Linked DNA regions of Homo sapiens: all the other regions are linked to region 4. The links are chromatin contacts, found by Hi-C or POLR2A ChIA-PET in ENCODE. All regions are on one chromosome and are shown on one strand. The core of a region is the stretch at or near the end of the contact, and the rest is flanking DNA. Distances in the headings are between cores, read along the strand shown. Region 1 holds the start of MBNL1 (muscleblind like splicing regulator 1). Region 2 holds the start of GYG1 (glycogenin 1). Region 3 holds the start of HLTF (helicase like transcription factor). Region 4 holds the start of SERP1 (stress associated endoplasmic reticulum protein 1).

Evidence for each region. A loop is a pair of places that touch in the nucleus more often than their neighbours do. ChIA-PET counts read pairs that join two places held with the same protein, here RNA polymerase II (POLR2A). Pooled maps may share reads with other maps.
Region 1: a map of naive thymus-derived CD4-positive, alpha-beta T cell shows a loop between it and region 4 (16-fold over the local background). The contact joins the promoter of MBNL1 here to the promoter of SERP1 in region 4. A Hi-C loop is called at or near these places in 1 of 168 maps with a recorded cell type or tissue (naive thymus-derived CD4-positive, alpha-beta T cell), 1 of 37 single-sample maps with no recorded cell type and 9 of 50 pooled maps. POLR2A ChIA-PET finds 5 or more read pairs at or near these places in 2 of 52 experiments (CD4-positive, alpha-beta memory T cell and activated T-cell).
Region 2: a map of CD8-positive, alpha-beta T cell shows a loop between it and region 4 (26-fold over the local background). The contact joins the promoter of GYG1 here to the promoter of SERP1 in region 4. A Hi-C loop is called at or near these places in 1 of 168 maps with a recorded cell type or tissue (CD8-positive, alpha-beta T cell), 1 of 37 single-sample maps with no recorded cell type and 10 of 50 pooled maps.
Region 3: a loop to region 4 is called in a map of CD8-positive, alpha-beta T cell, with 28 times the contacts of the local background. The contact joins the promoter of HLTF here to the promoter of SERP1 in region 4. A Hi-C loop is called at or near these places in 1 of 168 maps with a recorded cell type or tissue (CD8-positive, alpha-beta T cell), 1 of 37 single-sample maps with no recorded cell type and 10 of 50 pooled maps. POLR2A ChIA-PET finds 5 or more read pairs at or near these places in 1 of 52 experiments (Panc1).

What each region holds. Positions count from the first base shown.
Region 1 is chr3:152,266,610-152,270,553 of GRCh38, forward strand. It overlaps MBNL1 (muscleblind like splicing regulator 1), which reads left to right and starts at 2,320. Exons shown (of 10, transcript NM_021038.5): 1 at 2,320-2,483. MBNL1-AS1 (MBNL1 antisense RNA 1) reads right to left here and starts at 3,017. Exons shown (of 2, transcript NR_027038.1): 1 at 2,819-3,017; 2 at 1-2,463. RefSeq lists enhancers at 1,523-2,365, 1,808-1,907, 2,366-3,207 and silencers at 2,098-2,157, 2,208-2,257, 2,658-2,767.
Region 2 is chr3:148,989,123-148,992,831 of GRCh38, forward strand. GYG1 (glycogenin 1) reads left to right here and starts at 2,418. Exons shown (of 8, transcript NM_004130.4): 1 at 2,418-2,525. The coding sequence starts at 2,519. RefSeq lists silencers at 2,057-3,106, 3,140-3,434.
Region 3 is chr3:149,084,966-149,088,754 of GRCh38, forward strand. HLTF (helicase like transcription factor) reads right to left here and starts at 1,568. Exons shown (of 25, transcript NM_003071.4): 1 at 1,352-1,568. The coding sequence starts at 1,371. HLTF-AS1 (HLTF antisense RNA 1) reads left to right here and starts at 1,367. Exons shown (of 3, transcript NR_046648.1): 1 at 1,367-1,513. RefSeq lists enhancers at 895-1,412, 1,318-1,527, 1,413-1,930.
Region 4 is chr3:150,544,258-150,548,077 of GRCh38, forward strand. It overlaps SERP1 (stress associated endoplasmic reticulum protein 1), which reads right to left and starts at 2,239. Exons shown (of 3, transcript NM_014445.4): 1 at 1,795-2,239; 2 at 1,446-1,521; 3 at 1-241. The coding sequence starts at 1,878. The coding sequence ends at 201. It overlaps EIF2A (eukaryotic translation initiation factor 2A), which reads left to right and starts at 2,530. Exons shown (of 14, transcript NM_032025.5): 1 at 2,530-2,573. The coding sequence starts at 2,546. RefSeq lists enhancers at 1,750-2,380, 1,826-3,025, 2,298-2,837.

The sequences.
Region 1 (3,944 bases), core at 1,070-3,569, 1.7 Mb after region 4:
TGGAAGCTAGCTAGGGCACCAACCTGCTAGCAGATGCAAAGTTTGCTCTACTAAGAAGTTAGGCCTTTAATATCACAGACAATGGGAGGCAAAATGAAGACATAAAAAGGCAAGTAGCAAGCAATTCAGTAGGCTAAGCCAGGGATTTGAGAGTCTCCCAAGGCTCCTCCCTTCCTCATTCCCTGCATGAGTCATTTTTCCAGTCTGTCCACACCCATTCACCCCTCCATCCCACACTCTCATTCACCCTCCAAGCTGCCGTCACAGGAACTTTCTGCAATACAAGTCCAGACTCCATCTCTGGCCCTTGCTGCCTAAACTTTCCTAGTTCATTAGTTTTGGCAGTAAAGTTGAGACTCGTTAGATCAACACAGACCTACTTTTAGTGTCATCTCCTGCCACTCTCCTGTACTACCCTACCCTCGCTTCTCACAGAAAGGCTGAGAAGGCTGGCAGACCCCTTGTATATACCCTGCTCCTTTCGTTTTCTTTGAGACAGGGTCTTTTAATGTCACCCAGGCTGGTCTCAAACTCCTGGCCTCAATCCTCCCTCCATGGCCTCCCAAAGTGCTGGGATTACAGGTGTGAGCCATGCCATCCAGCCTGCCCTGCTCTTTTCTCTTCTCCACCTGGACTCTACTCCCTTTTGATCTTGCCAACTTCTACACACCTTTCAAGGCACCAGTTAAATGTAAATCCTCCAGGAACCCTTCCTTTGCCATCCTCAGAGCCCTCATTGGATTGCTTCCCACATACAGCACTTATCCCTTATGCAGAATTAATCGGTTTGTCTCTCACCTACTAGAGGCGTTATCCTTGAGTGTAGGGACTGTCTTATCCATTCTTGCATCACTGGCATAGTAGGCACTAAATGTAGTTGCTGAATGCTTAATAAGAGGAATGGAAGTCTTCGTAGCTTGGGGTAGATACTAATGGGCAGATAGAAAGTTCCCATCCCTGTTCTCTGAGAAAGTGTCAGTGTTCTTTTAGTTTGCTTAAACTGTGTGGGTACTTGAGTCCTTTTAAACGATTAACGCTGGGAAGAGGCACCATTTAATTAATTAATTTGTTCTGGAAGGGATCAGTGTACAATTTTAACTCAGTGCTTTGTGGATCTAGCTAAAGGTCAAGAACTAAAGTCGGCTATTAGTGCCTCTGGAAGATATTTCTGCACTTTAGCACCTTTCTGATGTTTTTCCTTCACCTCGAGCTGGCCTCACTCTCTTCAACAAAACCGAACCTGCAGGAAGAATGTTGTACCATATCCAGCATTTTTGTCCCAACAAACATGGGACAAACGTTTTTCACTAGAATCATCCTTGAACAAGTTATCCGAATTCCTTACATTCAAAGGAAATCCTGCCCCCAGTCTCCAAAACTTCATCACATCACAGACGTTCAGGATTCTTTCCATTCAAAGCAAAGCCAAGTTACATCTTATAGCACCCAGTGAATTATGATATGGGGCTGCGGTTTATTTGCTCTGGCGACAATATGGCTTACTTGCCGTGGAATATCCCGGTATTTCAGAAGTAACATATTATTTTTAAAGAGGGAGCTTTGCTTTCTCTAAATCACATGGTGCAAAGTTGGGAATACAGTGGCCTGTAAATTACAAATATTATTTACAAACTAGAAGGAAAGCTGACATGTGTTTGTGCCTGTGTGACAGTTTCACTAAGGAATTCCAAAACTGTGGATAGCCTGTTACTTGAGAAAAATACACGGTGGCAGTCTTGCAGATGTTTTTCCCGCCTGTTAGCCCTCCAGGTTCAAAAACTGTTTGGTGCATTTTAAGGCGGCAGTCTCACCAGATCGCAGGATTCTAGTCTAATTGGCTTCTAACCTTCAATCTAACCTTGCCGGCTTCCTTGCAAAGCCCGGTGCAAGGGCCTCTTTCAAAATGAACCCACTGGTGTGCCTAGCAGTCGGTAGAAGAAGCGGGAGGGCGTCCGGTCTGCACGCCCGCCGCGAGGTTACAATGCTGAACGCATGAGATGGAAGATACCAACGGGAGGCCGAGGGGATCCACGGCGCCCGCGCGGGCTCCGGCTTCCTCCTGCTCTCGGCGCCGCTGGGCGACCGCCCATGACCCGCTCTTGCGGGCTCTGTCCGGTTGACAGGCGACCCTGTGGCCCGGGGAAGCGCGGGAGGGCGCCGGCGGAAAGTTGAAGAGCGTTTTTCTCGCCGCCGCGTGCATTAGGAGCTCGACGAGTCCGCCCTGGGCTTCCTGGTGGGGCTGGGCGGGCGGGGGAGGGGCCGCGCAGCAGCAGCGGAAGCCAGACCTCGGCGATAAGAGGCTGCACAGCGACATGCAACAGTCTTTTCACTGCAGCTGAATGAGTTGTGGCGCCCACAATGCTCCCATGACAAGGAGCTGACAAGTTCCATTTTCCGTCGCGGGCATCTTGGAATCATGACTCCCACAATGCCTTGGGCACTTGGTCGACAGTGGGGCCGCCTCTGAAAAAAAAATGTGAGAGGTAAGTTTCCATTTTCACAGTTTCCCCGCGCCGCTTCATTGTTCGGACTCCGGCGGGTCTGCCCGTGGCTGAAGGAGGAAGTGCGAGGAGGTGCTCGCCGGCCGCGGTTCTCCCGGGCAGGGGCGGGCCGCTCGCGGTAGTTGGTTTCGCGTCCCTCAGCACCTCCTGCCCGGGGGAAGGCGGGAGGGTGAGCCGCAGCCGCTCCTGCGCCCTTCCCTGCCGCGGGCTCTGCGGACGCTGTCACGGCACAGCCCGCGCACGGCTTGGCAGCCCAGCGGGACCCAGGGAGAAACAGGGGGGCGAGAAGAGAAACAGGTGCGTGCAAGTGTACTCACAACTTAATGACCTTTGTCGGGGGAAGGTGTGAGTCCCTCTGAGTCGAGCGGCGCGCGGGTCTTCCCGGCGGCTCCCGCATCCCTGGCCCCGGGGCTGCCATCCCGCCCGGTTTTCATCTGGGCCAAATATGTGCACGCAAAGGTTAATTCTCTGCTTGCTACCCATAAATTACGCATGACATGTTTAGCTGGGCTGCCTTATATGGAGAGTGCTGTATTTCAGGCCAGTTTGCCTTTTGCCAAGTTTACAGGGCGGAAGACGCCCTGTAGGAGAGGGCTGCCTCCTCCTTTTCTTCTTCTTCTTTTTTTTTTCATCGTTTTGTAGTGCGTCACTCAAAAACTGTAAGAAAAGTAAGTATAGAAGCTCTTTGGGTGGAGCCGCAGTTGGTTGAATTGCTTTCATGAAAGGTTGAAAAGAATGAAAAGTAGTTAGTACTTGGGTTCTGGTTTTTAGACAAAAGCAGGACAAATATGTAGCCACCCCCCAACTTTTTTTTTTTTTTTTAAACGGAGCCGGAATCTGTTATTGGTAGTAATGTGTCATGTGAGAATACTTTGATTCCAGAGCCTGTAACACGAGCAGGTATATGGTGGCGCTTATGCCTTCCCCTCGCACAGCACTTTACAACTACAGGGGTGTTGCTGCCAGAGTAATATTGTATTCTTAAGGCTCTCTGGGGCCGGGAGAGTATGCGGCTGTTGGGATTCTGGGGTGTATTTCCGTGGAGTATGTCTCCCCAGGATTAAAGTTAAGAAGCTGCCGGAAAGGTTGTTGCCGCTGACTTCACTTTGTGTGCCCACCAGCACAGGCACAAGTCATAGCAGATGGATGGCAAACTCTGCCATATACTCTGAGGAGTTTCTTAAATTAATACGCTAGGAGAGAAGTCATAATTAATGCTTTTAGACTTTCGAGCCCTCTGCAGCGTGCTTTGAAATACTACACCGGTGGACACTATGTCCCTTCCTCCTGGGTTTGAACACAGTGTCTGTTTATACACAGAGGGTGTTTAGTACCTAAGTATTCTATACCAGCACAAGAGAGCCACTCCACAGTTATCTCTCTGTGTGGATTCCTAAGTGTGTTGGTGTTTCTCCTTGCTGTTGAGATAAAATATTATCACCC
Region 2 (3,709 bases), core at 1,168-3,667, 1.6 Mb before region 4:
ATAGCCTGGGGATCACCTGGGAGACCCACCCCCAAACTACTGAGTCAGAATCCGCATTTTAATAAGATCCTTGGGCAATCTGTGTGCGCATTAAAGTTTGAGAGGTCTTGCTCTCACACCAGACTGAAGCTCACTGCAGGGCAGCCTCAGGAAAAGTAGGCAGTGGGGTCATTATGATCTATATTAAGACAATGAAGAAGAACAGATTGTAGCAACCTCAAAATGTCCCTATTTGATTCAAAGTGGTAAAAGCTGTAAACTTTCTATTTGTGTAAATATACATGAAGCTCAGGAAGGGAAGCTGTGGTAACCGTTCCTTTTACTTAAACGTCCTGGGAGTTGCAGCAGAGAGGAGCTTGTTCTAAGGGAAGCTTTTCTGTTTTTCCCAGTTGTCCCCAGTTCTACCTCCTGGCTTTGCCCTTTCAGCCCCATCACCACATCCCTGGCTAAGTCCAGCCTGAGATAGTAGGCTGCAAGAAGTAGATGGTTAAGGGTCAGCTGATGGCAGGAGGGTTCTGGGTGAAAGATGGAAATCTCACTCTTCCAAGTTCACCTCTCAGTCTGCAAAAGAGCAATCAGACTGAGAAGTACCTCTCTTTGTTTTCCCTCTCCCCACTTAAGATACAAAAGTGTAGCCTTTGTGTTCCTTAAAGAGCTCCAACTCTTCTATGTCTATATCTTTTGAATAAGTGGAAACCCATCTATTGCCCTTTCCACTTTTCTGTTTCCTACAACGGAAGCACATAATGCCAAGTAACTGGGAGGGCCTCCCATGTGATCAGCGGTCTCTAGGCCATGGTCAAGACTAGGAAGGACTCAAGAGAGGCTCCTGGAAGGTGATATTTAAAATACTGATTTTAAGGTTCTACCCTTAAGATTCTTTTTGTTTTGTAACCTGTTTTTCTTCAAATAATATATTTTGAACAGCTTTTTATATTAAAAATATATAATGATTATGCCTACAGAGTATTTCATTACCTCAAGAGTATATGACGCGACTTCAAAAAGTCCATAGAATATACATATTATAAAAAAAAAATGCATGGATTTCAAAATTATTTTGCACCAAAATAAACCTACCCTTAAGATTCTGATTCAGGAGGTCTGGGCTTAGGCCCAAAAATCTACGCTTTAACCAGTGCCCCCAAGTGATTCTGATGTAGGAGATCCACACCCACACACGAGGAAACAGTGATATAACTGGTTTGAGGACAGCAGTACCACCTTTGCAAATAAATCACTTATTCTTAAGCATCTGTTTTGCTTTTTGAACTGATGTCAACTTCCTGATTGGTTTCCAAATGGCTTTGCAGTACTCATTCAACATTTACCGAGCAATTTCAGTTTTCAGTTTGCAGAGAACTGAACTACCCGAGGCTTGTTCTGTGTTTGGACTGGGGATGGGGAGCAGAGAAGGATGTGATCACATTAAAGCTATTTCTCAACTTCCTAGAAAAATGACAAATTGACCATTTCAAGATTTGTGAAACAGGTTAGCATTGGCTAACCACAGTTACAATAATTTACTAACCTTTTTGGAGCCCCTGTGTACAAGAGGCACCAAGACTTTCTGGGTGGGAAGGTTGATTCTGTAACCAAACTGCCAGGGTTTAAATCCTACTTTCTCCATTTATATTATATGACTATAGAAAAGTTAGCACTTTGGGAGGCTAAGGCTGGCAGATCACTTGAGGCCAGGAGTTCCAGACCAGGCTGGCCAACATGGTGAAACTCTGTCTCTACTAAAAATACAAGAAAAAAAAGAAAAGAAAAGTTAATTTAACTTTTCTGAGCTCAGTTTCCTCCTCGTCTGTAAAATGAATATGTAACACCTCACTGAGTTCGTACAAGGATTAAATGAAGCACTTAAATGCCTAATTGATGCAGATGGCTCCAAGAATTTAACATTTACGAAATATTCACTATATTTTTTAGGTTAAGGGTACAAAACCATTGTGAGTACACTAAGGAATGATTATAGAGGCTGATCGAAATTCTGCAAAAAAAGCGTAAATTTTACGTTTCATTCAAGCAGTTCAGACTCACGATTTTAACTAGAGTAATCTGGGGTTTGTTTGCTTGTTTTTTAAGGTTCCCTAACCCTTGGCTTCTTGGGGAGTTTGATGCCGCACTCAGCCCCAAAGTCCCCCTTAACTCCCAGGTTTAGCGGCGACAGGGGGCGCGCGGTTGACAAGGGCAGGCGCCCCGGGGAAGTAGGAGCAGGGGCGCCGGTGAGCCGCAGCCGCAGCGGCAGCCTAGCCCCGAGGGAGGGAGGAGGAGCCGAGGGAGACGCGGGACCCGGAGCCCCGCGGGCCACCGCCCCTGCCGGCCGCGCAGCTGGGAGGATGCGGACGGCAGCGAGAGCGTGCGCGGCCACGTGACGGCCGCTATAAGAGCGCACGGGGCAGACGCTCGGTTCCCCGCCGTGCCTCCTCGCTGGCCGCGCTCCCTCCCGGTGCCGGCTTCTCTGAGTCACCAACCTGAGGCTGCCCCGGCCGCCTGCGCACCCGGCAGCACCATGACAGGTACCGCCGCGCAGCCCGCCGCCGCCAGCCCCGGGACCCCGGCTTCCTGCCCAGCCGCCGCCTCCCTTCTCCTCCGCCCTCAGCCCCGGAGTGTTCCCGGCAGGACGAAACCGCCGCAAAGTTGCTGGCTGGCCGCAGCCGGGCGTGTTTCTGCCTGCGTCAGCTGCCGCCCCGCCGCCCCCCAGAGTGCAGGGATGGGGCAGCCGGGCAGAGCCCGGGCCCTCGGCCGGAGCTCTCGTTCCTGCTTCCGTCTCCTCGTCCTTCCTCTTGCTCTCACGGCGAAGGGCCGGCGGGCGGAGCAGCTGCGGCGGGGCCGTGTGGGGGTGGGGAGCCGGTTCCCCTGGGGGTTCCAGGCGGGAGTCCGGGGCGCAGCGGCATCGTGGGGAGCTGCCCCGGCCTCTGGCGGCCCGGAACCCCAGGAAGCAGGGGCTCCGAGGCGGGGATACTGCGGCCTCCGCCCGGCTCCTCCGCCGCCCGCCCCGGCCCCGGCCGCCACGCTGAGCCTATTTTTAGGCCTTTGGGGCCGGGTTGCGGGAAGCCGGGAGTCGGACTAGCGTCCCCGGGCGCGAGCCCCGTCTGGTGGGAGGGCGCCGGCTTTGGCTTCACTTGTTGCGAGGCGTCCGGGCCACTCCACGAGTTAGCCCCAGCACTGGGAAGCTCCGAGTTAGCTGGTCCTTCCGTGTCATTGAGGCTAATAGCCAGGGTTATTACAGCAGTTGAACTGCCACAAAGATTGCAGGTGTAACCCAGAGTTCAGCCGTCTTTAGGAAGATTAAACTCCTACCCAGCTGTCATTGGTCTTTCTTGGTCATTTGTAATGTTGGCTAGTCTGGTGTTCTAACCTGTGTTCTATCCCTTATTTAATCTTGGAAATCATCCATATCCTTGCTTCCAGAAATCCTTGAATCCTGCTCACCTTATTACATTTTTCTCCATGATCGCCTGGAACCTGGACTTCATTTGAGTTAGATGATCATTCATTTTGCCTAGCTTAAGTATTTTTGGTACAGATTGACAGCGATGTTACCCATGTTATAATGGGCTGAAGATAATAGAAGCAAGTACAGGCGGATGTTGATGGGCCTGTCAAGGGACAGGTGCCACTGTTCAGAGCTTTCCTAGAGTGTGAGTGACTGGGAAGCTGGTGGCCCTTCGGGGGTGGGGAACTGGTCTTCCTACAACTT
Region 3 (3,789 bases), core at 318-2,817, 1.5 Mb before region 4:
GCTTTACTTCAGCAAATGAAATCTTACATGGGAATCACGGTAAAGATTAATAGTTACTCTCGTTAAAGCAGGAATTGCAGTGAGTGGAGAAGGCTTCTAGGAACTCTACCTGTTTTCAATATTGGCTCTTCTACCTGCCCCCTAGGTATTCAAAATGAAAAGCCTAGTCAGAGTTCACTAACCTCTTTCCCAGTGAAAATCATCTAAATTGATATGTATATGATGTCTGTAACTACAATTATGGGCCGGATGCGGTGGCTCACGCCTGGAATCCCAGCACTTTGGGAGGCAGAGGCAGGTGGATCACCTGAGGTCAGGAATTTGAGACCAACCTGGCCAACATTGTGAAACCCTGTCTACTACAAATACAAAAATTAGCCAGGCGTGGTGGCGCCCATATGTAATCCCAGCTACTCGGGAGGCTGAGGCAGGAGAATCACTTGAACCCGGGAGGCGTAGGTTGCAGCGAGCCGAGATTGTGCCACTGCACTCCAGCCTGGACGACAGAGCGAGACTCCATGTCAAAAAAATAATTTAAAAAATGAAATCATATGCCAAAATTTCAATAGGGATTGAGCTATATAAAAGACTTATAAAAATACAACTATTAATGTACCAGAAGTTGTTTATAATTTTCCAGAAAATACATCCAGCATCCATCACTGTAACTCCCTGCGAGCAGAACACCTATTCTGGTATCCAAACCACGCCACCGTGGGAAATTGGCCCCAAGCCACCCGTACCCGCCTTCCGTCGCCGGTTTAAGCATAACCCCAAACCCATTAGGTGTAACTGTTTCGGGAATGACCATAAATACCAATTTGGACAATGAAAAGTGAAGGGGAGTCTACTGGAGCATTGCAAAAAGTTTCCATTCTCCTAAGAACAGTCGCTTATTTGCGATGCGTTTTCCTTGCAAGTGGCGCATATCTCTACTAGCGCCTCTGCAAATACTTATCTGCACGTCTGTGCATACAGATAAGCTGTGAGCCACTTGGGGACAAGGACTGTCTTACTCGGCCCTCCACCGAGCACAATGCCTGGCGCACAGTGGGTATCTAATGGATGTTTTGTTAAATAAAGCACTGGCCGAGATGCTTTAAGCCCCAGGCCCCCCACAGTCGGTGACAGAGATTTCCCAAGTCCCTAACACGGGACTCGCCCTAGGAGCCCCTACTCGCCAGCGAAGACAATGCATTTATTTCTCCGGCGGCCACATATGCGACCAACAGAACGAATACAGCTGCACAAATCGCCCAGGGAACGCAGAGGAACGCGGGGAAGGTCAGGTTCATTTGGGGACGCCTCCAGGCCGTTAGACCGAGCGCCCCACCCCCTCCGCCCCCTTCACCTCTTGAACATCCAGGACATGGCGCTGAGTGGGATGACAAGAGGAGCGCCTCGGCTCCCCTGGATCGTTTTCGAGCCGCCTCGATACGCCTCCTTCCAGGCCCCGCAGCCCTGAAGCCGGGGACAAATTCCGAGCGCCGGATCAGGAGCGCACGACTGAAAGGTAAGTCGCCGCGAGTCCAGTCAGACGTCGACGCCGTCTCCTTCTGCAACAATCTGGGAGACCAGCGTCGCTCTGTGACTGGCACTAGGAAAGCCCAATCACGAAGAGGAGAGTGCGGAGCCAAACCAGTCAGAGCACAGAAGGGAGGGCAACTCCGCCCCGCTGCCATTCAAAGACGGCGGGGGGTCCGGGCTGCAAGGGTGGTTCCATCCGGGTTCTTCCCCGCCCCCAAGGCGGGCGCGCGGGAAAGCCACGAGGCCCCAGGAGTGCGACTGCGGTGCCTGCGGTGCCGGTGTTTTGTTTGATTCCCTGCCTCAAACGGAGGGAAACGACCTTCCTTTATCCTACGAGTCCTAAGACTGAACCCCATTCTAAAGGCTCTACCGTATCCTTCCTCTTATTTTCTTCTCATCTAATGTGGCACATAATAGGGCCTTATACTAAAGGAGCTCCACGGTTTACGAGACCTAGAGCTACCGGCGAGATACTTTACTTCATTCCCTGTGGTGAACCGTGGGGACTTTCGCTCCAAATTTTCATGTTAAGCCTCAGCGTATGCATGAGACACAACGAGTTTGGAAAATCTTAAATGGAACTTAGAGTCCCCTCCCCACCTCTTTTTGTTATTTTTAAGGAAAATTTTCCTTTCTTGGTGCAGGAAACCCATCACATGTTTATTACAGCTATGGGGGCGTTTGCCTGAAATGGTGGACGGGACCATTTTCCCCGTGGGCACTTGGCTGCTCCAGCCAAGAGGGGGAGGCCCTTGTTTTCCTCAAGGAACTGCAGAGGGGCGCTCTGAGGCCCTCCATGGCTCTCTTTCCAGAGTCTGAGGTGACCGGAAGGAGAATGCGGCCCTGGGACCGTCAACCTTGGACCAGCTGCAGCCGACGCCTGGCAGGGCTGGTCGCTTTGCGTTGAGGAGGCTGCTGTCCCCGAAGCTGGCCTTTTAATCGCACAGGGCAGGAAGCTGGTGGTGGCGCCCAGCTGCACAGGCGGCACCATGTAACTGCCAGATAATACTTGCGCGTCACAGAGAGGTCCATGTTACACGCCTGTCAGCACAATAATATTAGGTGGTCAGCTTTTCTTTTTTCTTTTTTTTGTTTTTTTTTCTTTTTTATTGAGATGGAGTCTTGCTCTGTCCCCCAGGCTGGAGTGCAATGGGGGTGATCTTGGCTCACTGCAACCTCCGCCTCCCGGATTCAAGCGATTCTCCTGCCTCAGCCTCCGGAGTAGCCGGGATTGCAGGAGCCCGCCACCACGCCCAGCTAATTTTTGTATTTTTAGTAGAGACGGGGTTTCACCATATTGGCCAGGCTGGTCTTGAACTCCTGACCTCAGGTGATCCGCCCGCCTCGGCCTCCCAGAGTGCTGGGATTACAGGCATGAGCCACCGTGCCAGGCCGGTAGTCAGCTTTTCAAGACACATTTGTTCATTATCGTAAATAAACTGTAGTGATCTCTAATCATGAACCATGGATGAGCAATAGAATTTGAAACAATGTATTATTTCATTTGACCAAAGTTGATGAGGAAGATAAAGACAATGGCATTTCAAATTATTTTAATTGTTGTATGTTCTTCTTGAAGTGTGTTGAGGCAAATGGCAATACAGTTCAGCTTTTAGTATGCCAGATTTTAAATAAATTCTTGGAAAATATGCCAGAAATTGCTCAAATTGATGTTTTGTAAGAGTAAGAAAGTCATGCTCACTAGACAAAGAAAAAATTCCAAATATGAGAACATAGCTCTTTCAGACTTAAGACTGGCCAGGCGCAATGGCTCACACCTATAATCCCAGCACTTTGGGAGGCCGAGTTGGGTGGATCACCTGAGGTCAGGAGTTCGAGACCAGCCTGGCCAACATGGTGAAAGCCTGACTCTACTAAGAAAATACAAAAATTAAGCAGACGTGGTGGCACGCACCTGTAGTCCTAGCTACTTGGGAGGCTGAGGCAGGAGAATCGCTTGAACCAGGGAGACATGGGTTGCAGTGAGCCGAGATCAAGCCACTGCACTCCAGCCTGAGCAACAGAGCGAGACTCCATCTCAAAAAAATAAAAAGACTTAAGATCTATGAATAATGACTGTCCCATGGTTAAAGAATGTGCTTTGAATGAACTAAAATTTGCTATTTAAAGGAATGGTATGGAAAGGAAAGGAATCCAAAATTTCTCCATCCAGCCACTTCCCAGTCACAAACACACTTCTCATCTGCACCCCCAGCCACACACACACACATGCCCGCGCGCGCGCACACACACACACACACA
Region 4 (3,820 bases), core at 989-3,488:
TTTTGCAAGGCACTGTGGTATGGACTAGAAAACTTGGAATGACTCATGAAGAAACCTTGGAATGACACATGAAGCATGATAGGAAAGTCATTCTGAGGCAGGATGCTTTACTGAATTGTTTTCAACCAGGGTATCAAACATCAGGAATGAGTTCAAGTTAAAATTCACAGGAGAATGGAAACATCTTAAGGTCAGTCACTTCACATGCCCATCCTGATACTTTGAATAATCTGGAAAATTGCTGTAAAAAGAAAGAGCAAATATTAAAATAAGCTTTGAATAAAATAGGTCTGGTGTCTAACAAATATTTATTAAGGTAGCTGAAGAATCCAAAGGTACTCTTACATTTGCAAATGGTACATAACTTCAGTATAATAAGAAGTGAAGACAGGCCTGTCTGAATAAATAAAACAATGAAATATCCCTGAGTTATTTTTTTATCTTAGCTTCGCTGAACTTTATGTCTAAGTATCCAAGAGAACTTGCAGATAAGTAATCATTTTACAAAGAACTTAAAGCACCAAAGCCAACAGGTTTTTCCAGCATAGAATTATTTTGGTTTATAAGCATCCTTTTAAGGCCTGGCCTGTAACACATGCATGTTTCCTCATTCTCACAAAGCTGAAATTCAATCATCTTCAGGTTATATAAACTGCTTGGCTCTCATCCATTTATCAGGAAAGCTTCCAATTGGTAAGTGAAGAAGAAAGGCAAAGTGAAACGTTAAACAGAAATCTCAGTAATTTTAGAATGTGGAAAACAAACATCTACTTCAATATTAACAGCTTGCATATTAAAATGATAAATGAAGAGAGGAAAGACCTTTTTTTTGTAATCTATTTGCAAAGGCAAGTGTCTGTTACTCTTAGGGGACAGCAGGCTACCCCGACACTTTTTTTTTAAACCATGTATCAAACGTTTCTTTTATTAACCTAAAAACATTTGACTCACACATTAAAATGCCAATCAGGTAATTTCCTCTATAGTGAATCAATTCTTTGCACAAGCTTTATTTTATAAAATATACTCAATTTTGACATTAAGACATTAGATTCTGGTATATGTTAAATCAAGTTCTAACATCTATAGTACATATTTATAATTTTCTTTGCAAAGACTGATAATGGAGTTACAAAACATTCTAAATTCTCATTTCGTTAGGTTTTGTCCGGTCTTAACATTTATTCCAACTGGATCATTACCAAGACCTGACCTCCTTTTTGATCTCCTGTGAGTACAAATTAAGCTGGGAGAAGTTTCTGGAGCACCACCCTCTGTGCATATGTGGAACAAGTAATTTGGTTCAGACGAAACAGAATTATGTGGAGTCCTCGGCAGGTGGGTTGAGAACTACGCAGGTAGGACTCACTACTGACCGGTCACCACGTCATCCCAAATCCTTTCAACCCAAGACTCTACCTGATGGGAGCCCCCAAGCCACTTACCAGAACCACAGACAACAAAAATGAAGAGAGCCAATAACCAGGGTCCTACAGACGCCTTCTCTTCGGGGGCATTTCTCTGCAAAAGCGAAAATCCACCATTTCAGATGCAGAGAAACCACTCGGACCCCAGGCTCCCACGCCTGCACGCCGGTCGCCGGCCCCCTCACCTCACAGGTCTCCCCTTCCGTTCCCGAGCCCCCACAGTCTGGCGGTTCGCAGACTCGGGCCCCTACCCCTCCACGGCACCAGCCCACGGTCGGCCGGATCCGGGAGAAAACGCGACGCGGCCCCAGGGACCCGGACTCAGCTCCGGCTGCGGAACGCAGAGGGGCGCCCGCTCTTTCCTTACCGAGGTCTTGGCGACGTTGCCGCGCTGGGTGATGTTCTTGCTGTGCTTCTCGTTGGCCATACGGATCCTTTGCTTGGCGACCATCTTCGCGGCGCCACCACCTGCCCCGGCCACCCCTCGGACTCGCTCACTCGCCTGCCTCCTCTGGAGCCGCTGCGAGGCTCGGCTCGTGGTGCCCGCGCCGCCGGAGCGCCGAGGTTCTCAGGCCAGACGCTAGCTACGGCCGCTGGGCCTGGGCGCCGCAAGCGCGAGGTCTGAGCACAAGCCGGGCGCCGGCCGCCGACTGACTGACCGAGCGGGGCAGGTGCGCAGGAGGAAGAGAACTGGCCGCCGGGTCGTTCTCGCGCCGCCGTCGCCGCCGCTTTGGCCGCCGCCGTGAGCGCGGAGTGAAAGAGGAAGGAAACGCAACGCAACAACGGGAATGTGCAGCCCGCCGCCTCGATCTACTTTGGGTTCGGCTGCCAACGTCAGCACTAGACGGACTCCGCCCCGCGGAAGTGCGCGCCCCTCCCGCTGGAGAAGGAGGGCGAAAGCAGGCGCACCCTCCCAAGCTCTGTCAAGCGTCGCCCTAGATTTGCGCGTGCGCGTTTGGGCGCCTTTTCCGCGTCACTCCGTAACCGGAAGTGAATTGGCCCCGAGGCTGATGGCTCCGGAAACACCAATTCGCTGTCTCCACGCATGAGGAGACGTGTAGGGGCCGGGTTCGGCCCTGGTGAACTCTCACCCGAGCGGTTTCTCTTTCCGGGACAACATGGCGCCGTCCACGCCGCTCTTGACAGGTGAGTTCTGAAGAAGCGAGGGACTCTCTTTCTTCAGACTAGTTTCTTATTTTTGTCTTTGCCTTTGAGAACTACCCGAGGAGCCGGGGAGTCTGATCTGCCTTTTCTTGTGGCTTGCGGAAAGGCCAGACTGTTGGCTTTCTTGATATAGCGTGGCAATCGGAAGTGAAGTCTCCGCCTCTGGGCTTTCGTATTCCCCCTCCCTTTCACCCATCCATCATTCTTGCCTGCGGATTCATCTTCTACAGAAATAGAAGAAGGGGGAGAAAAACAATGTGCTAGTTGAATTTGTGACACATGGGTCTGCAATACTGGTGTTACACGGGCCCTTGTGAAGTCATTTAGGTCTACAATAAGAACAAAGACAAACATGAGTTAGTCCTCTAGAATGATCACGCACTTTAAATACACCTGGACTTAAGTAATTCCAGATTCTGGCCTTCCTGCCTTAATGAGGTTTGTAGGACTGAATAGGGAGAGTGGAGCTGTAATGCAGGTTTCAAATGATGAAGGTGTGGTTGGGAGAGGGTGTAGCAGTGAGCATGATAGAGATATTCTAGCAACATTTGATTTTGAAATGGTTATGAGCATATTAGAAATAGAACATTAGAGGACTCTTGAAATTTTGAAGCTAAAGACTGTAGTGTTGGAGGAGATAATAAACTTAGATTGGAAAATGCTGGGGAAGTTGCTTTACTAGGGTGTGGCTAAGAGTCTGCATATGAGTATTACGTAAGGAAAAGAGAGTCGGGAAGGAAAAGAAGGTTTTGGTTAAGTTCTGATAACTATATAGAAGGAAAAAGTCATTAAGAGAAAGGTTGTCTGCATTTAAGGAGGGAGGCTATTCCCTCCCTTCCCCCCCGCGAAAGGAACCTTAAAACATTTTTGCACTTTTTGCCAGTCTACATTTCTATTTTTACATTTTAAAATCTTTGTTATTAAGCGCCATGCCCACTGATGCTCAGTCTGTCTTCTGCAGTTTAGTCATCATTTATCAAACGCCGAGTATAATCTTCTAGATAATATACCAGGCAAAGACTGTTTAAAAGGCAAAGTTACATAATAAATTTTTTTTTAGGTTTGTAAAGGTAGCTTGTTATTCACAATTTTTAATACTAAATGCTTATTTGAACTCTAATGAAAAAATTACATTCTAAAATCTGATAAATAACCCCTCCTTTAAAAATGCCTACAGTAGGTAGTTCCTCTCTGCTTACAGGGTAGATTCCATCCTATGTAGCATAGTT